4 separate regions of the Homo sapiens genome follow, and regions 2, 3 and 4 are each linked to region 1. Evidence: chromatin contacts called from ENCODE Hi-C or POLR2A ChIA-PET data. All regions are on one chromosome and are shown on one strand. The core of a region is the stretch at or near the end of the contact, and the rest is flanking DNA. Distances in the headings are between cores, read along the strand shown. Region 1 overlaps MACF1 (microtubule actin crosslinking factor 1). Region 2 holds the start of ZNF684 (zinc finger protein 684). Region 3 overlaps INPP5B (inositol polyphosphate-5-phosphatase B). Region 4 holds the start of INPP5B (inositol polyphosphate-5-phosphatase B).

Region 1 (2,506 bases), core at 5-2,504:
CACTTGGGAGTGAAGTTGTCAAGCAACTGAGGCAGGTCATAGGGCTTGTTTAAACTGAATGGTCTGCTAGGAAAGCTTGCATTTACTTTTTTTCATTTGTAGTCGTTTGGGCTAATCTCTGGAAACTTGCTTTCCTAGGTGCTGCCCCTCCTCCCTCCCTGCCTTCAGGAACAGGATTGAAAGCAGCATTAGCCTGAAGAAGTCGTTCTATTTAGGGAGCTAGAGCAGAGGGCCAGTGATTAGGCCCTTATCTGCAGCGGGGCCTTTTTGAGTGGTGTGGGGCAGGGCTGCAGTGTCTGTCCTGACACCCACAGAGGCTGGACTTTTCTGTCCCCTGGTTGGGTTAGAACTGTGAAGAACCAATAGAAGGGCTGGGCCAGCTGAATGAAAAAGCCCTTCATTGTGTTTCTTCAACATTCCAGTGTCTGGTACAATTAGCCAAGACTCGGAAAACAAGTTGGACAAACAAGCAGGCAGCCTTCTACTGATGGATGAAAGGATTTCTGGCACAGCTGAGTTAAGTGCACTGACTGTAAAGACAGAGTAGGAGGATCTGGGAAGAAGAAGGGGACTTTGGAATGCCATTCCTGGCTGTGAGGGGAAAGAATGGAGCAACAAGCAAACGGTATTTTTGAAGCTGATAAAATTTGCTGTGATAATCTACCTGGGAGGCTGGCTGAGGCGAGGCTGGCTGAGGTGGGGCTACTCTGTAAAGTAGGTGGAATCACTGGGGAGTTACTGACTCTTCCCTTTTGGCAGCTGTAAGTGCGGGGAAGGGAAACTTTCTTTGGAATCTAGGGATCTGTTCACAGTGGACGGTGAGTGTATGAGCTTGCTCCATTATAGTCTCTCCCATCATGAGACCTTCTCATTTGGTTAACACTATATGTACTTCTGCCTGAGAAGAGGCACACCTGAGGAGCAAGTTGTTGGGCAATGGATGCACTGTTCCTGACTTGGCAGTAAACCACTTAGCTCACCAGCTCTCCTGCAACTAAGATTCACCACATTACAAGCTTCTGCTCTGCAAATGGAGGGTAACTCAAAGACCAGTTTCTTCCTACTCAGGTTTACTCACTTCATACCTTGACTGGACTTTTGCATATGGAGCTCTCCCCTCTGTACGCTCTATTGGTCTGGAAACACAGAGTTGGTGCTACTTTTGAACAGCATGCAGCATGCTATATGCCTGAGACATGGACCCAGTTTTTGGAAGTGCCCTAGGGAGGAGCTTCCTCTCTGACCTCAAGGGAAGAAGGAGGTCAGTAGGAAGTGGTGGGTGGAGCCACTTCTCTGTTCTGCTGTCTCCTCTCTACACCTCACAGCCCTTTTTGAGGAGCTGCGAAGGGTGCACAGGCCAGTAGCTGGAGGTTCTTTGGTACCCCCTCCTTTTAGGTGGGGTCAGCAGACACAGGGGCGCCATGTGGCCGAGTTACCAAGATGAACACGAGTTCAACGCCCACCTGGTTTGTCGCATGTGCTGTATGGGTTAGTATGTGAAGTTTTTTTTTTTTTTGCTTGTCCGGGCCTGAGGATCCCAAATAGCCCTTGCTCTCATTGACTCATAGGAATGCATGGACTTCGAAGCCTTGTGGTGTTACAACCTTTAGGCTTGTTAAAATGTGCAGTGGAATAGATTGGGGTGCCCTACTTCCTGGGGAACTTCTTAAGCTTGCAGTAACTGGCAGTTAAGAGCCCAAGCTTTGGGTGTAGAACTTTTTTTATAGAGACTGAATTCATGCTCATGCTTCTGCCTGTATCAGGAAACCACTTTTAAGGTATGTTGCATAGTGCTGAAAGTCCAGAGTGTATTTTTAGCAGAAGTTGGTTGGTTACGGAGTCCACCTCTGAGCAGACTGGCGGGAGGATGGGGGGTGGGAGGGAGGAGTCATGGCCTATGTTTCCTCTTTGGGGCTTATTGCTAGTTCTTTTACACTTTACTCTGCCAGCTGTGACAGAGAGAGAAAAAGACTCAAAGATGATCTGGGGTCAGGGACCTAAATAAGAGAGGCTAGGGGAAGAGTCATGTTAGCTGTGACTTAGATCTCTCTTGATAAGGCATCATTAAATAATGATTATTTAAGTAATGTCCTGTGGCCTTGAACAAGTGACTTAACCTTTTTGGCCGTAGGTTTCCTTGGTTTCAAAATTGTAGGGTATACAGACTGGTGCTAGACTGAGAGACATCAATTCTCTGTAAAATGAAAAAAGATAAAGAAAATGTAGTGTGTCTTTCATAAAGCTAAACTTAAAGAATTGTCTTTTATTCTGAAATTGTCTCTCCTACTTTCTAATGTTAAAATATCCTTTATTTTATGAAAGAATTGTTATTATATGGTAGTGTGTTTTTAAGATATCCCTACTTAGCAAAATGAAAAGTGACAACTTCTGTTAGGCTTTCTGATTTATTGTGGAACATGTATTTGTCTATGAAATCTTAGTTTGGGAACCACTGGTTTGGTAATCTACTATCTTTTGATTTTATACTTTGAGTCTCTAACAAGGA
Region 2 (2,506 bases), core at 5-2,504, 1.3 Mb after region 1:
CGTCTGCCACCACGCCCGGCTAATTTTTGTATTTTTAGTAGAGACGGGGTTTCACCACGTTGGCCAGGCTGGTCTCCAACTCCTGACCTCAGGTGATCTGCCCACCTAAGCTTCCCAAAGTGCTGGGATTACAGGCGTGAGCCACTGCGCCCAGCCTAGATCCTTTTAATTAGTACATAAACTTACTATAATTTCTTCCATCTTTTTTATTTTATTTTTTTGAGACAGAGACTAGCTCTGTCGCCCATGCTGCAGTGCAGTGGCGGGATCACGGCTCACTGCAGTCTCTACTGTCTGGGCTCAAGCGATCCTCCCATCTCAGCCTCTCAAGTAGTTGGGACTTCAGGCGGGTGCCATGCCAGGCTAGTTTTTTATTTTTTGTAGAGATGAGGGTCTCACTATGTTGCCTAGGCAGTTTCAGACTCCTGGGCTCAACCAATCCTCCCACTTTGGCCTCCTGAAATGTTAGGATTACAGGCATAAGCCACCACACTCAGCCCCATCTTTGAATTAAAAAAAAAAAAAAAATTAGAACGTGGAAAAACGCAACAACAAAAGATTAACAAAATCCCTATCCCATGATAGCCTTATTTTTCTGCTCACCTTAAAAACAAAACTTCTTAAAAGTATTGCGTATATTTGCTTTCTCCATTTCCTCTCCTCCCATCCTTCCCTCCAACTCCTATCAAATTTTCATCAGACTTTATCAAACTTCCACCACTGCCAAAATGGCGTTTCAACATCACTGGTGACCATTGCTACAGTGGCCCATTCTTAATTCTCATTTTACTTGACCTATGAGCAACATTTGAGACAATGGGTCACTCCCTTCTTGAAACACTTCCTTCCCTTGGTTTTGCAGATCTAAACTCTCCTACTTTTCCATCTACTTCATGGATTATTCCTTCTCAGTCTTCTTTGTTGGATCCTCTTCACCTCTCCGACTTAACCTGGTGCATTGCTAGAAGAAACCCTGCTGAGTAAGAGCAAATTGTTTTTAGCATACCGCCGATTTTACTTTCCAGTATTTAAAAATGCTGTGTATCCTTTTAAATGAAAACGACTTAAAAAGCGTGGCTCTCAGGCTAGCAATAGAGATACCAACCCGGGAATCTCCGCACCACCCCCCAAGAGGAAGCAGCGTCTGACGTCTTCCGGAAACGAGCTCCACTGGCCTTATGGGAAATGTGGTCTCCGACGGATGGCCTACACCCGGGAGGAGTCCAGGAACTCTAGGTGGACAGTTACTTCCGCACACGCGTAGTAGGACGGTAGCCGGTATTCAATCTTCAAATCAGCGCCGCGGGAAGTGCGGGCGGGTGTTGCTCCCCTGTCTCTGGACGACGCTGTGACTGATCCCAGGCTTGGAGCCGGAGCTGCGAGCGAGGCAGTGAAAGGGTGGCAGGTATGGCTTTGCTGGACTCGGAGGACGTAAGAGAAAGGCGGGGACTGGCTTCTAGGTTTACCCTACCGAAGATAAAACTTTAGTCTCCAAGCGCAGTGACTTCAGGTTTGGATATGTGGGTCCTGTTCAACTCGAGTAGCTGAGAGAAAGCAAGAGTTGGGCTCCGACTGGCACTGGGTAGATGTCCAGGGCTCTGGTGGGACTGGGAGAGGCTCAATTTGCATTCCTGCTCTTGTAGGTCAAGGTCACTATGTAGGAGTCTGTTCATCTAACTGTACCTTTCCTGGTTCCAAGAGCATAGTTGGCCCGACTGGAGCCTGCGACAATTTTAAGCCGTGTCAAGGGATCCAGTGGAAACTGTAAGCTATTTCAAGGGATCCAGGAAGAAAGCATTCTTGAGAAACTGCTATGGATTAGAAGGGTATTCTCAGCAATCATTTGAAGTAAATGCTATTACCATTTTGCATATGAGTTAACTGAAGCTGAAAGGTGAAATTACTTGCCTGGACTCACACAGCTTAGTAAGTGGAAGAACTGAGATTCAAACTCAGATACATTTTCTCCAAATTTCTTTTTTTTTTTTTTTACAGTATAGCATTCCTGCATAAAACAGAGTTGGGTTTATTCTCCTGAAATGTTTGAGCAATGAATGCTGAGTAAATTTCGATTTGTAGTCATTTTGTAGAGTCTCTTGGTGTATCTGCAGATCTTCCAGTGCAGACTGTGTAAATGAAGATGTGAGTCCCCGGTTTGCCCATTATACCCTTTCTAGAGCCCCAGCAGTTCTAAGCTCATAGGAGATGGCGAGTTTCTACAGAGAGAAACATTTGGAGTTTAAACTGAAGGATCCAGCTTAACAAAAAAAAAATAAAAAAAAGTGTTCCTGGGTCCCTGAATCCAGCCTTCTCAAGAAAGCCCAACCTAATTTGCAATCTCTTATCCCAGCGTCAGAGTAGAAACCAGAGAATCACAGGAAGGAATCATTTTTAGACTTACGGAGCTTCAGAGACCAAGCTTTTAAGTGAGTCAACTCATTCATTATTTCTTCAGGATAAATTTCTGGGAGGAAAAAAAATAACTGTTTCAAGAGGAACCACTTGG
Region 3 (2,506 bases), core at 6-2,505, 1.3 Mb before region 1:
GGTGGCTCACACCTGTAATGCCAGCACTTTGGGAGGCCAAGGCAGGCTGAATCACTTGAGGTCAGGAGTTCAAGACCAGCCTGGCCAACATGGTGAAACCCTGTCTCTACTAAAAATATAAAAATTAGTCCAGGCATGATGGCTCACGCCTATAATCCCAGCACTTTGGGAGGCCAAGGTGGGCAGATCACCTGAAATCAGGAGTTCAAGATCAGCCTGGCCAACATGTTGAAACCCCGTCTTTACTGAAAATACAAAGAGTAGCCAGACATGTTAGCACATGCCTGTAATCTCAGCTACTTGGGAGGCTGAGGCAGGAGAACTGCTTAAACCCAGGAGGTGGAGGCTGCAGTGAGCAGAGATCACACCACTGCACTCCAGCCTGGGTGACAGAGTGAGACTCCGTCTCAAAAAAATAAAATAAAATAAAAATAAAAATAAATAAAAACAAAAAGAGAAAGTAATAGTGCACCAAGGAACCATGAAGAAAAGAAAAAGAAAAATGTCCAGGCCTCTTGACATCCACTTTGTTTAAATTCTCATCATTGGCATTCCAAGAAAGAAAGTCTCTTCTCATTCATATTTGCTAGCTTCAGTTCATGTATGGATCACCAATAACAAAACTGTTAGAGCGTAATTTATTTTATATATTTATCTATTTAAATTTAGAGATATCACTATGTTGCCCAGGCTGGTCTGGAACTCCTCAAGCAAGACTCCTGCCTCAGCCTCCGAGTAGCTGGGACTACAGGTGCGCACCACTGTGCCGGGCTAACAGTATATTTTAAGTAGCAAAGAAAAACATGCAAGTCAGCTAGCATCTATCCTCCAACAGTACAGTATCTTTCCTCTAATAAATATATTGATGCCTCCCTCTTCCTGAACTGTCCCTCCCTGAGGATTTTTCTGTTCAAAGCTCCACTTCTAACTGAGTGTTTGTGGGTCACCTCACTTGCTCTCAACAATAACTGCAGAATTCCAAAACAAACTGTTTTCAGAAGAAAAAAAGAATCTTTAGGGGGTTCTCTTGTACTAGAAACATAAAACTGGATTAAATGGCCCAAAGAAGGAAAATGGAGAGGGGAACAACAAAAGGAAGAAGAAAAACGAATACAGTTCTCTTTTGTTTAAGGAAACAAAGTGACTTAAAATAAGTTACTTAGGAGCCTGCAGAGCTTCCCACAACGGTGGAAATGATGGGCAATATTTGTTCTCTAAGATAAACAAAAGCAAATTTATTTTCTCCATGCTAAAAGGATATGTTGGTCACACAAGTTTTACCTATTAGTACTGACAAAACAAGATGAAAGAGAGAGTGAGAGAGAAAACCACCCCGGGGGCTATTTTGCTAACATGCTCTCTGGCTTCTACTCTGGTAAACTAGGTTACCCTTTATGTTACCCTGAGATATAAATAGCATTCATTTCCTTTCACTGGCATGACAGACTTTAATACTTTGTTTCCTGGGTCCAGAAGAAAAAATACTTAAACACATCCCCTTGTAAATTTGAGTTACTACAAAGCTGGTTCATTTCTTTTTTTTTTTGAGACGGAGTCTCACTGTCGTCAGGCTGGCATGCAGTGGCGTGATCTCAGCCCACTGCAACCTCCGCCTCCCAGGTTCAAGTGATTGCTTCAGCCTCTCAAGTAGCTGGGATACAGGCGCACGCCACCACGCCCAGCTAATTTTTTATATTTTAGTAGAGATGGGGTTTCACCACGTTGGCCAGGATGGTCTTGAACTCCTGACCTTGTGATCCGCCCACCTCGGCCTCTGAAAGTGCTGGGATTACAGGCTTGAGCCACCACACCCGGCGAAGCTGGCTCATTTCTAATCAACTTTGGATTAAAAAAAAACAAAATGTATTTGCTATTACTGCTTTGTTAAAATAGCCCAGAATGGCCCCTGTGGGACTTCTGAGTAGCCATTTCCTTTTTAGTGCATAGTTCAAAACCCTCCAGAACACAGCTCCAGGTTTTGCATGTACCCAGGATGCAATGCAGGTGAACATTTTACAGACTGACTTGGATAAGTACTGGGCCCTGTACAGGATCCTCAATGGGGTTTTCTGAATAAGAGCAACTTCAGTTGCTAGATGGAAATAATGAGGTATTTCTCCCAAATCAGACTTCACTCTTTTTAAGGAAAGAAAAAGCTGCAAAAGGAAGTTAACAGCATCCCTGGTCATCTAGTGGTTAGGAAGAAAAAAAAAGAAAAGAAAAAAGATGTTAAGAACAGTGAGGCCAGGCGCGGTGGCTCACGCCTGTAATCTCAGCACTTTGGGAGGCCCAGGCGGGCAGATCACAAGGTCAGGAGATGGAGACCATCCTGGCCAACAAGGTGAAACACCATCCCTACTAAAAATACAAAAATTAGCTGGGTGTGGTGGCGTGCAGGTGCATGTATGTAGTCCCAGCTACTAGAGAGGCTAAGGCAGGAGAATTACTTGAACCCGGGAGGTGGAAGTTGCAGTGAGCCAAGATCGTGCCACTGCACTCCTAGCCT
Region 4 (2,506 bases), core at 5-2,504, 1.3 Mb before region 1:
CCAGGAGGCGGCTCTGCCGGCTGTCCCCCTCACACAGCACACCTTGCACCGCCTGCGGCTCAGAGTCAAGGGAAGACAACCCAGAGGCGAGGCCTCTCCCCACCCAGGCTGTCCCACCTTCCCTCTGTTCCCCTGCCCCCCCAGATTCACTGTGTGGCCTTGGGTGAGCACTCAAACCATGTGCTGAACTAACAGACAAACAGGCTCTCTAAGCCTTCCTTATCTATGAAATGAGGATAATAATCCCCAACTTCATAGGGAGTTAGGAGGATAACTGCGTATTTAAAGCATTTGGCTGAGAGTCCAGGACTCAGTAAGTACTTAGTAAATACTGATTTCCTTCTCCCCTGATGGTTCAGAGGGGCAGGAGAGGGGATAGACACCTCGACACCTTCCATTCCTCTTCCCAAGGCCAGGGCAGGCTCAGGGCCGCAGTTAGCACAGGAAGGATATGATGACGCAGTATTCCCCCTCAGCCAGCGTCTCCTGGATTGCCACAGACTGGTCCATGCTGGCCCCTGCTGAGCGCACACACCCTGTGGGAGGGGAGATAGGAGCCCCGCTTTGGTCAACAAGTTACGCATGGGGTGGTGGAGCTGCCTCAGAGGGGTTGGGGGCAGGAGGGAGGGGCCTTTGCAGAGGGAGATGGTACCGGGGAGGCCTGATCCTCCTCCTCCTCCTCTTTGTCCTCCCTAGAATAGGCCTTTCAGTTTTTAGGGATAGGGGTCCAGTCCCTTTGCCCCGCTGGGATCTACAGTTTGCTATACTGCCTTTGTCTGGGAGGGCATCCAGTTGCTCTTGAGTGTGGTCTATCCTTGTTGGAAGTGGGGTACGTGGATTGGAGAAGGGGACCTAGTCCCTTTGCTCCTAGGACATGGCTCTTCCTCTCTTTTGGGGACAGTTTTTGTTCTGCTAGCGCCTCTCTGGGAGGTGTCAGTGGTGTGTCCATGTGGGGTTCAGGGAACATCCCCTTACTGTCATTCAGGAGGGTCCCATTCCTCTTTCCTTGGAGACAGGAAGTGTCCCATTGCTGCTTGCCCTTCACCCCCGCCCCAGCAGGCCCATTGCATCAGCTGCAGGCCGGGGGTTGGGGGGTGTCCCAGCCCTCAGCTTGCCCACTCCCTCCTGCCCAGCCCTGCCCTGGCTTTCCTGCTCTGCTCCCACCCACAGCTCCCTGACATTGTCACCTACCTCCTGAGCTGTCACCACAGGGCGCACGGGACTCCGCTGCCCCAGGTTCCGGGACAGTGACTACATTTCCCAACAGCCCCTGCGCCACATGGTGGTCAGTCAGCCTGCAAGTCCCAGCATGCCCGAGTCAATCGTGGGGTGGGGAGTCTCTCCATCCGTGTTAACCCCTTAGGCCCTGGGGTACACTGGGCTTCCTATACCAGAAAGGTTTTCTAATGATTGCCCTCACTCCCATCCCCAGCCCTCTAGGTCATGGGGCCAGAGCTTCCCACCCAGAAGGAAGATGGTCACATTTTATCTTAGGGGAAGAATATAATGCATTTTTATTTTCTCCTTAGTTCCATCCTCAGCTCTTCTCACTCCAGGGTAGACAACCCGGACCTCTACTGAAACTCTTCCCCTAAAATAACTACCTTCTCCTGGTTTAATGGAGGGAGAACCAGACTATGAAGAACCATTATGTCCATTTTCCAGGTGGAGAAACTGAGCCTTGGATAGGTTAAGCAGTTTGACATTAAGTCCTGCAGCTAGCAGGTGGCAACACTGGGACTCCACTGAAAGTCTGACTGCAACTCCTGGGCCATTTATACCGCTACACACTGCCCTATTTCCTCCCTTAGCCCCACCCAGCCCTCCTGCCACACAGGGCTGTTTGAGGCTACTGGGTGTGAACGCACTTTATAAAGGGTATGACACTGTTCCTGTCCGGCAACGTCCTTCCCCTGATCCGCCTGGCTTTGTGACCTTGGCCAAGACCTTTCTTCCCTTGGGACTCAATTTCCCCATCTAAGATAAGGAGGTTACCCAAGATGGACAAAAAGAGCCAGCACAGGGACTGGGCACAGTGGCTCATGTCTGTAATCCCGGCACTTTGGAAGGCCAAGGAGGGAGGATCGCTTGAGGCCAGGAGTTTGAGACCCCATCTCTAAAAAAAAATTTTTTTAAATTTAGCCGGGTATGGTGGTGCATGCCTGTAGTCCCAGCTACTTGGGAGGCTGAGGTGGGAGGATTGCTTGAGCCCAGGAGTTCAAGGCTGCAGTGAGCTGTGATTGCTCACCCAGCTCAGATAAGGAATGCTAGGATCATTCTCACTTGGCCTATTGGCTGTTTAATTAAGCTGTAAGCTCCCGTTGGACAGGACTATGCCTTTTCATCAACATACCAGCAGTTTCTGGCACACAGTTATCTATGGAGTTAGTGAATTACTTTCTGAACTATTTTAATAAATACACCTTCTCTCAAGCTTTGGCCCAAACTGAAGGAATGGGCCTTCAGTGCTGGGGAGGGGGTGACTGTTGTGACTTGTGAACAGTTT

What was found. A loop is a pair of places that touch in the nucleus more often than their neighbours do. ChIA-PET counts read pairs that join two places held with the same protein, here RNA polymerase II (POLR2A). Pooled maps may share reads with other maps.
Region 2: a loop to region 1 is called in a pooled map, with 2.7 times the contacts of the local background. The contact joins the promoter of ZNF684 here to the enhancer-like site in region 1. A Hi-C loop is called at or near these places in 1 of 50 pooled maps. POLR2A ChIA-PET finds 5 or more read pairs at or near these places in 2 of 52 experiments (H1 and activated naive CD4-positive, alpha-beta T cell).
Region 3: a pooled map shows a loop between it and region 1 (4-fold over the local background). The contact joins two enhancer-like sites. A Hi-C loop is called at or near these places in 3 of 50 pooled maps. POLR2A ChIA-PET finds 5 or more read pairs at or near these places in 3 of 52 experiments (AG04449, H1 and naive thymus-derived CD8-positive, alpha-beta T cell).
Region 4: a pooled map shows a loop between it and region 1 (2.5-fold over the local background). The contact joins the promoter of INPP5B here to the enhancer-like site in region 1. A Hi-C loop is called at or near these places in 3 of 50 pooled maps. POLR2A ChIA-PET finds 5 or more read pairs at or near these places in 2 of 52 experiments (AG04449 and naive thymus-derived CD8-positive, alpha-beta T cell).

Annotation. Positions count from the first base shown.
Region 1 is chr1:39,213,942-39,216,447 of GRCh38, forward strand. All of the region lies in intron 1 of MACF1 (microtubule actin crosslinking factor 1), which reads left to right. Among named protein-coding and RNA genes, the nearest start is that of MACF1, 10 kb to the left of the region's middle. RefSeq lists enhancers at 1-578, 957-1,066. Within about 2 kb of position 1,255, at least 23 of the 41 ENCODE cell types and tissues checked have a DNase peak (open chromatin) inside an H3K27ac peak, as active enhancers do.
Region 2 is chr1:40,530,383-40,532,888 of GRCh38, forward strand. It overlaps ZNF684 (zinc finger protein 684), which reads left to right and starts at 1,255. Exons shown (of 5, transcript NM_152373.4): 1 at 1,255-1,405. It overlaps LOC124904149 (a long non-coding RNA gene), which reads right to left and starts at 1,164. Exons shown (of 2, transcript XR_007066022.1): 1 at 1,106-1,164; 2 at 196-973. RefSeq lists an enhancer at 1,055-1,349.
Region 3 is chr1:37,924,765-37,927,270 of GRCh38, forward strand. All of the region lies in intron 7 of INPP5B (inositol polyphosphate-5-phosphatase B), which reads right to left. Among named protein-coding and RNA genes, the nearest start is that of INPP5B, 21 kb to the right of the region's middle. RefSeq lists an enhancer at 1,399-1,638. Within about 2 kb of position 1,256, at least 5 of the 41 ENCODE cell types and tissues checked have a DNase peak (open chromatin) inside an H3K27ac peak, as active enhancers do.
Region 4 is chr1:37,945,799-37,948,304 of GRCh38, forward strand. INPP5B (inositol polyphosphate-5-phosphatase B) reads right to left here and starts at 1,255. Exons shown (of 24, transcript NM_005540.3): 1 at 1,192-1,255; 2 at 454-536; 3 at 1-52. The coding sequence starts at 510. It also overlaps a transcript of LOC105378651 not described here. RefSeq lists enhancers at 1,077-1,606, 1,184-1,423.